Linked DNA regions of Homo sapiens: region 1 is linked to region 2. A link is a contact called in ENCODE Hi-C or POLR2A ChIA-PET data. All regions are on one chromosome and are shown on one strand. The core of a region is the stretch at or near the end of the contact, and the rest is flanking DNA. Distances in the headings are between cores, read along the strand shown.

What was found. Hi-C counts contacts between places; a loop is a spot of excess contacts on that map. ChIA-PET counts read pairs that join two places held with the same protein, here RNA polymerase II (POLR2A). Pooled maps may share reads with other maps.
Region 1: a pooled map shows a loop between it and region 2 (2.1-fold over the local background). The contact joins two enhancer-like sites. A Hi-C loop is called at or near these places in 1 of 50 pooled maps. POLR2A ChIA-PET finds 5 or more read pairs at or near these places in 3 of 52 experiments (H1, OCI-LY7 and RWPE1).

Annotation. Positions count from the first base shown.
Region 1 is chr13:42,875,731-42,878,917 of GRCh38, forward strand. No RefSeq gene overlaps it. Among named protein-coding and RNA genes, the nearest start is that of LINC00428, 4.6 kb to the left of the region's middle. Within about 2 kb of position 1,266, at least 5 of the 41 ENCODE cell types and tissues checked have a DNase peak (open chromatin) inside an H3K27ac peak, as active enhancers do.
Region 2 is chr13:42,831,231-42,834,207 of GRCh38, forward strand. No RefSeq gene overlaps it. Among named protein-coding and RNA genes, the nearest start is that of LINC01050, 20 kb to the left of the region's middle. Within about 2 kb of position 1,286, at least 3 of the 41 ENCODE cell types and tissues checked have a DNase peak (open chromatin) inside an H3K27ac peak, as active enhancers do.

The DNA of each region.
Region 1 (3,187 bases), core at 16-2,515, 44 kb after region 2:
ACTGAATAAACATGCATGTTACATGCATCTCATGCTTCCCTTAGGTGGAGACTTAACATTGAAATATATTACAAGTAAGCCCTATATGTCAAAAGGTGAAGCAGGGAAAGGAAGGCACTCAAATGCACAGCATCTGTAACTCGGCTGGAACTAGTCGATCTGTGGGTGGTCTCTTAGCAGGAGAAAAATACTGAAACCAGTCTTTTATTCAATCAAAGCTGTAGTTCTGGCTTGTGGAGCAGGGGGCCTCAGTTAGTCAGCTCTGCTGGTGGATGAGCTGCAATTGTTTAATATTGCTTATCTCAAGGCCAGCGCGTGTTTAGCTGCTAGAGAAAAAGAAAAACCTTGTGGCAGTTGGAACACAGTTTCTTCTTTAACTGTAGGAGTCCATGACTTAACATGGCCTTCGGTCCTGTTTATAATGTGGTATCTCATTGTGAACAAAGAGTCTGTTCTGACAGTCTCGTGATCTCTATTTCAACATTAATGCTGGTCAGATGTTGTGTCTAAACCACAAAAGGGAGGGAAGATAAAGAGGTGCATCTGACCTCTCGTCCTGTGATGGCCAGAAACTCAGTTTTTAAAAGGTTTCTCTGGGGTCCTCTTGGCCAAGAGGCAGCCTGTTCAGTTGACTGGGGAGCTAAGGACTTTAGTTTCAGTTCTCAATAATCATCCTAGTTACACAGTCATCAGACTCACCACACCCCAAAGAAAATGAATGTTCTGTGGTTCCCCTTTCTAGGGTCTCATAGGATCAAAGTTTCCCCAGGTTGAAAGGGCTCTCAAAGAAAAGGTATGTTAATTCTCTTGAAGTTTTCAAATTTCAGTGTACCTAGGGATTTCCTTGAGAGCCTGTTATGCAAATTCCTGGTCCCTGGTAACAAGATTTGTGATGTAAGTCAAGGATGGGGCCCAGGAGTCTGTATTTTTTCCAAGACCTCACCCTCTCCCCAAGGGATTTCTTTAGAGATGTACCTGGTCAATTCTGAAATCAACTTCTAAAAGCTTTTCTTGGCATAGAGTAGAAATCTATATCCCTAAAGTACCACCCACTAGTTCTAACAATCACATAGAAAAAAAAGAATGGATTTCTCTTCCTATGATAGACCTTTAAGTATGGGAGATGCCTGTCATCATTTCCAGAGTTCTATTTTATTCAGCCTAACTACTTCGGTCTCTTCTCCAACTCTTCTTCAATACACAACACACACACACACAAACTCCTACAAGGTTACCGAGAATAAAACGTATGCCAACAAGTACAGATTAGGGTGCTATGACTCAGGAACAATGTGTGTGAAAAAGTTTAAAGATTTTAGCTGATAGTAAACTCAATATGTGTCAACAGTATGAATCATTACAAGAGAGTAGGAGAAAGGAGCAGGAGAAGAGAGAAAAAGGAAGAACAAGAAAAAAAATCTCTGCCTCTGGTTGTTGATGGTATCAAATGAGATGCTGATTATGCAGACTTCCCCTAATGTACTCTGCTGTCATGTATATTTCTTTGATCAAATATCTTCCACTTCCTAGAATACCAGCTCCACTCCTCCCCTAAAGCAATGAGCTATTTTCAAAACCATTCATCTTTCAAGATTCAGCTCAAACATCAAGTCCTCAACTGCCCCAGGATAACTTACCTCTCTCTCCTTTAAACTCCCACTGTTCTTTACACAGCTCATCACACTCGATTGTTTACACATGGCTTACTGCACTTACCACCCCCCCCCCGCCCCGCCTTCTAATGTGCTGCCTGCATGATTTCCTTAGATATTATTCTTACTGTTCAGTGTCTATCTGTCCTAGAATATGAGCTCATGAGGGCAGCTTCTGTCTTATTTAATGCTATATCTCTGGTGCCTGGAAGAGTGCCTGGCACATAGTGAGCACTCCTGGGAAAATATAATTAAAAACGAAATGTCCTCCTAACCCAGAAAAGCTTTCTACAAAGGTAAAAGGAAAACTATTTTATTATTAAATAAGCATTAAACCAGAAAGTGATGCACATTACAGGCAATCTGCTAAAGAAATGGCAAAGACCAGAAAGAACTCTCACTCTTTTATAGCTAAGGGGATACAACCCATTACCATTAGTTAGGCTTTGCAATTTGGAGTCAGACAACAACTGAAGTTACACCCCTCTCCTCTTAGGAAACCGGAAGCTAAAGCCTTAGCTTCCTTGATGATTACATCAAGGAAGAGAGGACGTCCAGGTCCTTGAAGAAACACTCCAGATTGTGAGGTAGCCCAGAGGCTTATTTAGCCACTAAAAAGATTCACATACATAGAAAAGGACAGGGAAAACTTTTTTTTTTTTTTTTTTTGAGACAGTCTCGCTCTGCCGCCCAGGCTGGAGGTGCAGTGGTGCAATCGCCGGCTCACTGTAAGTTCCGCCTCCTGGGTTCACGCCATTCTCCTGCCTCAGCCTCCCCAGTAGCTGGGACTACAGGCGCCCACCACCACTCCCAGCTAATTTTTTTTATTTTTTAGTAGAGATGGGGTTTCACCATGTTAGCCAGGATGGTCTCGATCTCCTGACCTCGTGATCCGCCGGCCTTGGCCTCCCAAAGTGCTGGGATTACAGGCGTGAGCCACCGCGCCCGGCCAGGGAAAACATTCTGAAAGAGAAAAAAGGAGTGGAGAAATTTCTTCCCTTATTTTCGACAGGAAGATTTAAGCTCCTCATCTTACATTTTTACTTGCTCTTTCTGCACTTAATCACCACATGTTGAAAAAGTAAAAACTAAAAGATGGTTTTCCCTGTAATTAACTATAAACACCTAAGGGCAAGAGCTATGTGTTATTTTCCTACACAACACCAATATAGTGTGCACTCAACAAATGTTTGTGGAAAGAGGAAGGAAGGAAGGAAAAGAAAGAGAAACAGGAAAGAGAGAAGGAGAAAGAGAGGAAGGAAGGAAGGAAAAAAAGAAAAGGAGAAAGATGATTTTGACAACTGTAAAACAATCTCCACATTAAGGACTAAGCATTAAGGGAAGAGAATCAAATAACAGACAGATAAGCTGGGCCTATCATAATAGTTATTGACTCTTCATAAACCATCTCTACATGTACATTTAGTTATGCATTGGGTAATGGTTAAAATAGATACCTAGGGTGCTTTCCAAAACTGGATTCTACAGTTCCTAGGTCACGGACTTGGCTTGTCTCCAGTTGGCCTGCTTTTATA
Region 2 (2,977 bases), core at 36-2,535:
CAGGTATGGTCTTTGCCTTCTAGGTACTTAGAGTCTAGTGGGGAAATAGACATGCAAGCAAACAACATACTCTAAAGCACCACAAAAACACAGAAGAATAGCCACTTTTCCCAAATAACATCTCTTGCACCTGTTCCTTCTGCTACCTCTCTTGTCTAAACCTCTCACTTACAATCTGTTCTCTCACTCATCTCTCCATGTTTAACAGTTTCCCATCCTAATGTACACTATATGATATGGTTTGGCTGTGTCCCCACCCAAATTTCACTTTGAATTGTAATAATCCCCACATGTCAAGGGCAGGGCCAGGTGGAGATAATTAAATCATGGGGCCAGTTTCCCCCATACTGTTCTCATGGTAGTGAATAAGTCTCACGAGATCTGATGGTCTTATAAATGAGAATTCCCCTGCACAAGCTCTCTTTCCTGCCACCATGTAAGACATGACTTTCCTCCTCTTTTGCCTTCAGCCATGATTGTGAGGCCTCCCTAGCCATGTGTAACTGTGAGTCAATTAAACCTCTTTCCTTTATAAATTACCCAGTCTCAGGTATATCTTTATTAGCAGCGTGAGAACAGACTAATACACTATACAAAGCAGCCATGTGAATCTTCCCTAATCAGGAGTTTCCATAATTTAGTCCAATACAAAAAATATTCTTCATTTTTTATTGCAACATTGCAAAGTACAACTTTCTTTGCCTTAGTGTCAAGGCCAGGACATAGTATACTCTCAATAAATAACTGATGAATAAATGAATCTGAACTGAGCCTCCCTATTCAAACTTATATTTTACAATCGTATGGCTCTAAACATACTACTTTATACACATGGATGTAAGTCCTGTCCCAAGGATGCATCAGCACATTTTTGTCTGTGCCTCTTGCTAGTGCCACATTTCCTGTGTCTCTGGGAAGCCCTCCTAGCCGCCTCCCCACTGCCATCATTCTAAAGCTGAGTCTTGGCCCACCTTTTCAATAGACTCTTCTCCAAACACCACTCTCTTTCAAATGTCTTTAAAACTCCTTGTCTGCACCACTCATTTGCTACCTTAGAATATGCTACTGGAAATTGTTATCTTCTGATAAATGTGGCCTGTCTTTCCAAATAGGATCCCCATAATTTATCAGCGTCTTTGAAACTGGAAACTACAGTTGTTAGCTCTTATATCATAACTACTTAGAGTACTGAAACAAAACATTTGGAGGAAAAAGCAACATTTATTCCCCGTAGGTATGAATGACACATTCCCATGTCTAACCCCACTGCAGGCTGAACAAGGACCTGACAGGAAACCACAAGGCAGCAGCCCTTGCTAAGCATGACAATGAATCAGAAACCTATCGACATCCTCTTTCCCATCAACAGGACAGAATTACAAATCTATTTCCAGGGACAGCTCCATCAAACCCACCATCTGTCAATGGGTATTTCATAATTTATTTGGTTTGATTACTAAAGATTCAGGCATTTTTAAAATTAGGAAGTGGGAGAAAAGGATTAGGAGGTCTTCCTGGACTCTTTGTGCTATATTAAAGTATCCTCCTGATATAACGCCGCGGCCTTCAGGCTTTGGAGAAGAGTCAAGTAGCAAATATCCATGTTTTGATCCCGTTCCACAACATCATCCATTCCACTCCAAAGTTCAAGAGCCAAAGGGGTTATAGAAACAATCTGTTTAACTTATGACTCAAAGCAACCGAGACAGGCCAGATCTACAGGCTAGTTGAGTTTTTTCCAAAGCCACTACCCACAAAGATGAGAAGTCCTTCCTGGACTTCCCAGTGATGGTCCAAGCCCTCCCCACCCCCACTTCATGACGCAACACTCTTGGGGATATTCTGTCACGCCACTTATCACAGTGTATTTAAACTTTGTGTGCCTCTTTACTCCAAATGGAATATAATGTCCTCAAGATTAGGGCTTCTGTATCCTTATAACTTCAGTCCTCAGAAGAGTATCCAGCAAAGAGTATACCTGTAATGTTTATGGTGAACAAAACCTGACAGCTTATTGTGATTTTCAACATTAGATTATCCTAACACCATTTCAGAAAATGTAGGCTGTATGCTCTACTTCGCCATGGATGCATACTGCAGTTACATTCATCTCGACAGATTTTCAAAGATTTTTTCAACAACTATTTGCATAACATATTAACATTAATGAGGCATTTTCACATATGTTATGGAATTAATCCTCACAATACCTGTAAGGAAGGTATTATTATTCCCAACTTACAGGTAAGGTAACTGAGGCTAGGAGAGATCAGATGTGGTAGGCAGAATAATAGCCTTCCAGATATATCAGGTCCTAAGCACTAGAACCTGTAAATGTTACTTTATCAGGAAAAGGGTCTTTGCAGATGTGATTAAGTTACGGATCTTGAGATAAGAGATCATTCTGGATTATCTGTTGGGGCCTAAGTGTATTCTTATAAGAGGAAAGTAGAGGGAGAGTTTATACATACACACACACACACAAAGGCATGGCGGCAAACGTTGGCATGGTGCAGCCACAAACATGATCTCTTCCAGAGCTTCCAGGGGAGCACAGCTCTGCTGACATCTCAATTTTGGCCCAGTGGAATCGATTTTGGGACTTCCAGCCTCCAAAACTGTGGAGGAATAAATTTCTGTTGTTTTAAGCCACAAAGTTTGCAGTAATTTGTTACAACAGCCACAGAAAACTAACACAATAAATATAAATGGTCAGCTAGGAAGTAGATGGCATGGCTAACTCCTTCCTATTTCCTCCTTAACATTGAACGTATGTTTGTGTGACATGCCCAGTCCCAAATGAAGCATTTTATATGAATTACATTTTTCAATACTCACAGGTTTGTTAATTAAGATGTAATTGTAATTGTTATACCCATTAAAAATGAAAAAAAATGAAGGTACAAAAAGGTTAAATTATCCACAATAGCTTATACATGCTTTAGTAAGTTATTTGCACATCTGATAACAAATATGC